Linked DNA regions of Homo sapiens: region 2 is linked to region 1. A link is a loop called in an ENCODE intact Hi-C map of the cell type or tissue named here. Cell type or tissue: OCI-LY7. All regions are shown on one strand. Each heading gives the region's core, and the rest is flanking DNA. Links, peaks and the distances in the headings are about the cores only.

The links. Hi-C counts contacts between places; a loop is a spot of excess contacts. Peaks named below come from ENCODE experiments on the same cell type or tissue, not always from the same donor. Only the 100,000 strongest peaks of a DNase experiment are listed, where the experiment ranks them.
Region 2: a loop joins it to region 1, with 11 times the contacts of the local background. A loop is called at or near these places in 6 of 110 quality-filtered maps.

The regions. Positions count from the first base shown.
Region 1 is chr3:149,119,113-149,122,035 of GRCh38, forward strand. No RefSeq gene overlaps it. Among named protein-coding and RNA genes, the nearest start is that of HPS3, 9.1 kb to the right of the region's middle. In OCI-LY7, for the core only: CTCF peaks have their summits at 1,355 (motif pointing right) and 1,555; a DNase peak (open chromatin) is centred at 1,359.
Region 2 is chr3:149,716,416-149,719,338 of GRCh38, forward strand. It overlaps a transcript of WWTR1 not described here. Among named protein-coding and RNA genes, the nearest start is that of COMMD2, 35 kb to the right of the region's middle. In OCI-LY7, for the core only: CTCF peaks have their summits at 1,222 (motif pointing left) and 1,424; a DNase peak (open chromatin) is centred at 1,216.

The DNA.
Region 1 (2,923 bases), core at 212-2,711:
AATTAATCCATATCTTTCCCTTTGCCGAGGGAACCAAGGCAGCCCCCGCCGGCTTTCTCCTGGCGAAGGTGTCTGCGAAGCCTCTCTTAGACTTGACAGTTTGGCACCTCATGGTGTCAATAAAGTTCCAAAAATTGAGACTTTGGATGGAGTGGAAAAGGTAGGACTCTCCACTGCAGCTGCTGGATTCTCCTGTGTCAAGCAGAGGCAGGTGAATAGAAAGGGATAGGAGACCCTATCTATCCCCCAAGTCTTTGCCTGCTCACACTGGCTTGAAACGTTTCTTGTTCTTTAGGGGTCCCAGTGCCCTGGGAGCCACACCTTAGGCACCTGCTACACAAAATAAGGTAGGAGCAGTGCAGCCACTGGCTGTTCTCTGTCTCTAGGGAGGACACCTATATAGGGCCCCAGCCTTCCCTTTTCTCTTGCTCCTGGATCTTCAGTCCTCAAATTCCACTCAGTTCCTGCTTCAGGAACTATTTCTCCCAGTCTAGGTTCAAAGATCCCTTCCCACCAGCCTGAATCTTCAGCCTCTGCCCTCCAACTCTGATATCCTAGCTTCTTTCAGACTACTTTTCCTTTGGACTCTGGCATCATCCGTTGTTACTTCATATAGAGAATGTCACACCTCTGGTGTCCCATTAGTGTTAGTGCTACAAGTCAGCCAGGGGCTTTCAGAAGCCTACCTGGAAAGCATAGTTCTGTACTTGGGTCTCAGTTTCCCCACTTGGTATGAAGGCCCTTGGATTCAGGACAGAGAGAAAGAACGTGTGGAGATAAGTGGTCTTGGCAATTACCTTCATTGGGCCTTAGTCCTCTAATTTGTTAAATGGGAACCATTATCCTTAACCAGAAAAATCAGCCTATATTTTGTCCCCATCCATCAGATTTTCCTACCCAACAGTGCAACTTTTTCCTTCTACCAGGGGGGAAATCAAAATCCTAGGGTATATAGGAGAGGAACCACCATTACTATCCAGATACTCTGGCTAAGGTTAGTCATGCAGCTGTGTTTGGCAGTTGCAGGCATCAACCAGGGTCATGCTTGGGAGCTAGAAAAAAACCCCTGGAAGCTATTAGTGAATGGTGGTGTTCCTTATAATGGGAAGATGTGAAGATGAGGCCACTCTGGGGGAGGATGCCCTTGAGAGGAAGTGGAGGTAGGTGGACCAGTCAGGTTCCAGTTCCACAGCTATCAATTACTCTCTGGGTCTCCGTTTCGCCTTCTGTATGATATGTGTATGTAGGGGAGGGGTGTTTTGGGGAGGGGAGTGGTCATTGGCACCTTTTTCCTGTGTTAAGAGTGGTCCTACACCAAGAAAATTAGATTATTTGTTTAGGTTCTCATCAGACCTCCAGATGTCGCTATTGACTAACAGTATTCGTCTGAAGAGCTATTTAGTCTGTTTAGAACTTGAGGACATACTTACATATTTTTATACACATTAGTTAGAAAAGTGAAACAGCACCTTAGAGTAAGGGCTTCGATATAGTCAGTGCTCTAAGCACAGAAAAAAGGGGTCTATAAACTCAGCGGTTCCTAAACTTTGTTGCAAATTGGAATCTTTAAAAAATACTGACTTCTGTGTCTAGAAATTCTAAGAGGGGTTCTGTGTCAAGGATGCAATGAAAGATAGTGGTAGGAAAGCTTGGTTGGAGGTTGGAGAGAGACACAGGCCAGATAACACAGGGCCTCACAGGTCAACCTAAGAAATTTTACCTTTAATCTCAGTATCATGGGAAGCCACTGGGATGTTCTGAGTAGGCAAGTGGCACTATCTCTTTCTCCCGCTCTCTCATATTTTAAATTCTTGAACAAATATTTATTAAGTATCTACTATGTAGTTAGGTACATATAGTGAGCTTTACCTTTAAGTAGCAGTATAATTTGGAATAATTTTCTTAGTCATGTGTCTTGTGGTCTTTTAAAAAAATTCTACATATTTTAAGTATATAAATTTATCCTTATAGGTATATGCATGTAATGTTCAACATATGCATATACCTATAAACCCATCACCAAAATCAAGATACTGAACATATCCATCACTCCCAAAAGTTTATTTGTGCTCTTTTGTAATCTCTCCCCCTCTCTCACACCTCTGTCCCCCATTCGGACCCAGGCAGACTACTGCTTTCTGTTACTATAGATTAGTTTATATTTTCTAGAATTTCATATAAATGGAATTATATGGGATGAACTATTTTTTTGTCTGGCTTCTTTCACTCAGCATAATTATTTTGGGATCCATTTATGTTGTTGTGTATATCAATAGTTCATTCCTTTTTATTGCTGAGTAGTATTTCATCGTAGGGATAAAACACAATTTGTTTATCCATTCATCTGTTGATGAACATTTGGGTTGTTTCTGGTTTTTGACTATTACACATAAAGCTCCTATGAATATGTGTTCACAAGTCTTCTTAAAGACAAATGTTTTTACTTCTCTTGGGTAAATACCTAGGAGATGGAATGGTTGGATCATGTGGTAGGTGTATGGTATATGTTTAATGTTGTAATAAACTACCAAATAGTTTTTACAAGTTGTTGTACCTTTTGGATACCTACCAGTAGTGTATGAGAGCTCCAGTTGCTCCCCATACTCATCTACACTTAAGATAGTTAGTCCTTTTCATTTTAGTCATTATAAGTTTGTAGTGGTTTCTAATGGTGTTGTTGACTTGCATTTCTTAAATAATTAATGATGCTGAGCATCCATCCTTTCGTGTACTGATTTGCCACTATGTATCTTCTTTAGTGAAATATGTTTAAATCCTTTGCCCATTTAAAATTTTTTTTCCATTGTAGTGTTTAAAGACAGTTCTATGTATTTCTGGAAACAAGCAAATATTTTCTTCTGGTCTTGTCTTTTCATTCCCTTAGCAGTGTCTTTCAAGAAACAGAAATGTTCAATTTTAATGA
Region 2 (2,923 bases), core at 108-2,607, 600 kb after region 1:
TCTGATGCTCTGTGGCCTACTTACCTTTTCAACTAAATCTACCCATACTTGATACTTGTCAAAGCCACAGAAAGATAAAAACAATCCTACAAAATTTGAAAACTACTCTGAATATACTGTGATTGAGGGATGGCCCAAAGGAAAATAAAAATATTCTTATCTGGTATTAGGGAAAAAAAAATTATATTTTAACATTTTCTCTTAGAATCATTTACTTATTGATTGTTGAGACCTGTTTTTTAATAGTAAACAAACAAAAAGTCATATTTTATTTTTTAAATTTAATTTCTAGATTTCTTAATACTCATATTATTTCATAAGTGGATGGATGGCTACTTGGGTGGCTCTAAATGTGTAGTTTAGGATATGTCCAGAAGAATTAACAAGTTTAGAAAATAAAAATTTTTATAAGGACAGATCTACAGAGAAATCATAAGAAAAAAAATGTGGGCATACAGTCACAAGAATCAAAAATTATGGGCCAAGCATAGCAGCTCATACCTCTAATCCTTGCACTTTGGGAAGCTGAGGTGGGCGGGTTACTTGAGCCCAGAGTTCGAGACCAGACTGGGCAACATAGGGTGAACCCTGTCTCTATAAAAAATAAAAAACTTAGGTGGCACATGCCTGTAGTCCCAGCTATCTGGGGGCTGACGTGGGAGGATTGCTTGAGCTGGGGAGGTTGAGGCTGCAGCGAGCTGAGATTGTGCGACTCCCCAGTGGGTGACAGACTGGCCTTGTCTGGTTAACATTTCTCCTAAAGGTAATTCTACTTTGCAATTATATGGTGCTTCTTTCCCGTTCGAAAGCAGTTTCACTTCTATTATCTCACTTTATAAGCTTCGAAGGCTAAAGTAATGAATACAATTTTAGGCTATCTTCAGCCTAAAAACAATGAAAAGTTAGCAAAACAAACAAACAAACAAAAAAGATTATGAACTAATGGTCTACAAAGACTATTTTCAAGGACAATTCTTTTGATTGTGCAGATTGATAAAGGAAGCAGGTCTCCTGAGTAATCATTACCTTCCGTCTCTGGTGGGTGTGTTGAACCACACCATCAGGAAAGCCACTAATTATCAGGAAGAGCAAAGCTGAACTGTTCCCCTAAGCTTCTTCGAGGTGCCAGAGCAAATCCAGAGGAGAAAATCCTGCAGTGGAGGGAAAAAGGATTTGTGTCTCTGAGAAAGTGAGATTTAAGATGTATGCCCTCTGGTGCCCAAGAAGTGAAGGACAAGGGTGATGATCCAACATAAGCAATTTGTGAATATGAAATATGTTGAAAGACTTTGAAAATTTCCTGATTAGGTGTAGGGTGGGTATAGTGAAGAAGGATATTCTTGGCTTAAGATATAGACATAAAAATTCATACATTTGGAAGGTCTCTCTTATGGAAATTCAGGAACAAGACTATGGTAGCTTGTTAGTATTCACATGTTTTCTACTACTCACAAGTAGTAAATACTTGTGAGTATTCATTCATGTTTTTCTCCTAGATTTTATATCACCATTAATAAAACAGGTATTATTATTATTCTAATTTTAGAAAAAAATAGAAATGATCATATCATCAAGGCTGATTTATACTGAAAAATAAGTGAACAAGGGAAATTATACAAAATTATATCCCTAAACAAATATATTATAAAATTGCTTACTCTTTTATAATAACTCAATGACATTACCAAGTTACCAGACCCCAGAGACTATTTTTTAAAGTCTATGTGACTATTAGAAAATTAAAGGGCCTTCCATAGTGTCCCATCTTCTCATTGTGACCTTACGTTCTTTTTTTCCCCATAATCACCACATCAAACTTGGAATTTTGTATCTCAAAGAAGCAGGATTGTTTTCTCAAGGAAGCAGATTAAGAAAAAAACTGAGGAAGAAAAGGAAACAGATAGTAGAAAGCAGGAGATCGTTACCAACCACTCATTCAGCCACATGCCATGAGGGCCACTAGTCTCTGTTCACACAGGCTCAACAGCTCACAGGGTCCTCTGCTATCTCACTTTGGTTCTTTTCATTTTAATTTTTTACCCAAAGTTTATTATGGTAAAATATATGTAACAAAATTTACTATCTTAATCATTTTTAAGTGCACAGCTGAGTGGCATTCAGTATATTCATATGGTTGTGCAAACATCACCAGCATCCATCTCCAGATCTCTTTTCATCTTGCAAAATTGAAACTCTATGCCCGTTAAACAACAACTCATTGCTCCCTTCCTGCTACCCCTGGCAACCATCATTCTACTTTCTGTCTCTATGATTTTGACTACTTTAAGTACTTCATAAAAGTGGGATCATATAGTATTTGTTGTTTTGTGACTGGCTTATTTCACTTAGCCTAATGTCCTCAAGGTTCATCCATGTTGTAGCATGCCTCAGAATTTTCTTTCTTCTTCTTCTTCATTTTTTTTTTCTTGTGGCAGGGTCTCATTCTGTTGCCCAGGCTGGAGTGCAGTGGTATGATCTCGGTTCAGTGCAACGTCTGCCTCCCAGGTTCAAGCGGTTCTCCTGCCTCAGCCTCCTGAGGAGCTGGGATTACTGGTGCTTGTCACCACGCCTGGCTAATTTTTGTATTTTTGGTAGAGATGGGATTTCACTATGTTGGCCAGGCTGGTCTTGAACTCCTGACCTCAAGTGATCTGCCTGACTTGGCCTCCCATAGGGCTGGGATTACAGATGTGAGGCACCATGCCTGGCCTGAATTTTCTTCCTTTTTAAGGCTGAATAATATTCTTTTTCTTTTTTTTTTTTTCTTTTTTGAGACCGAGTCTCACTCTGTTGCCCAGGCTGGGGTGCAGTGGCATCATCTTGGGGCTCACTGCAACCTCTGCCTCCCGAGTTCAAGTGATTCTTGGGCCTCAGCCTCCTGAGTAGCTGGGACTACAGGCGTCAGCCACCAAGCCCAGCTAAT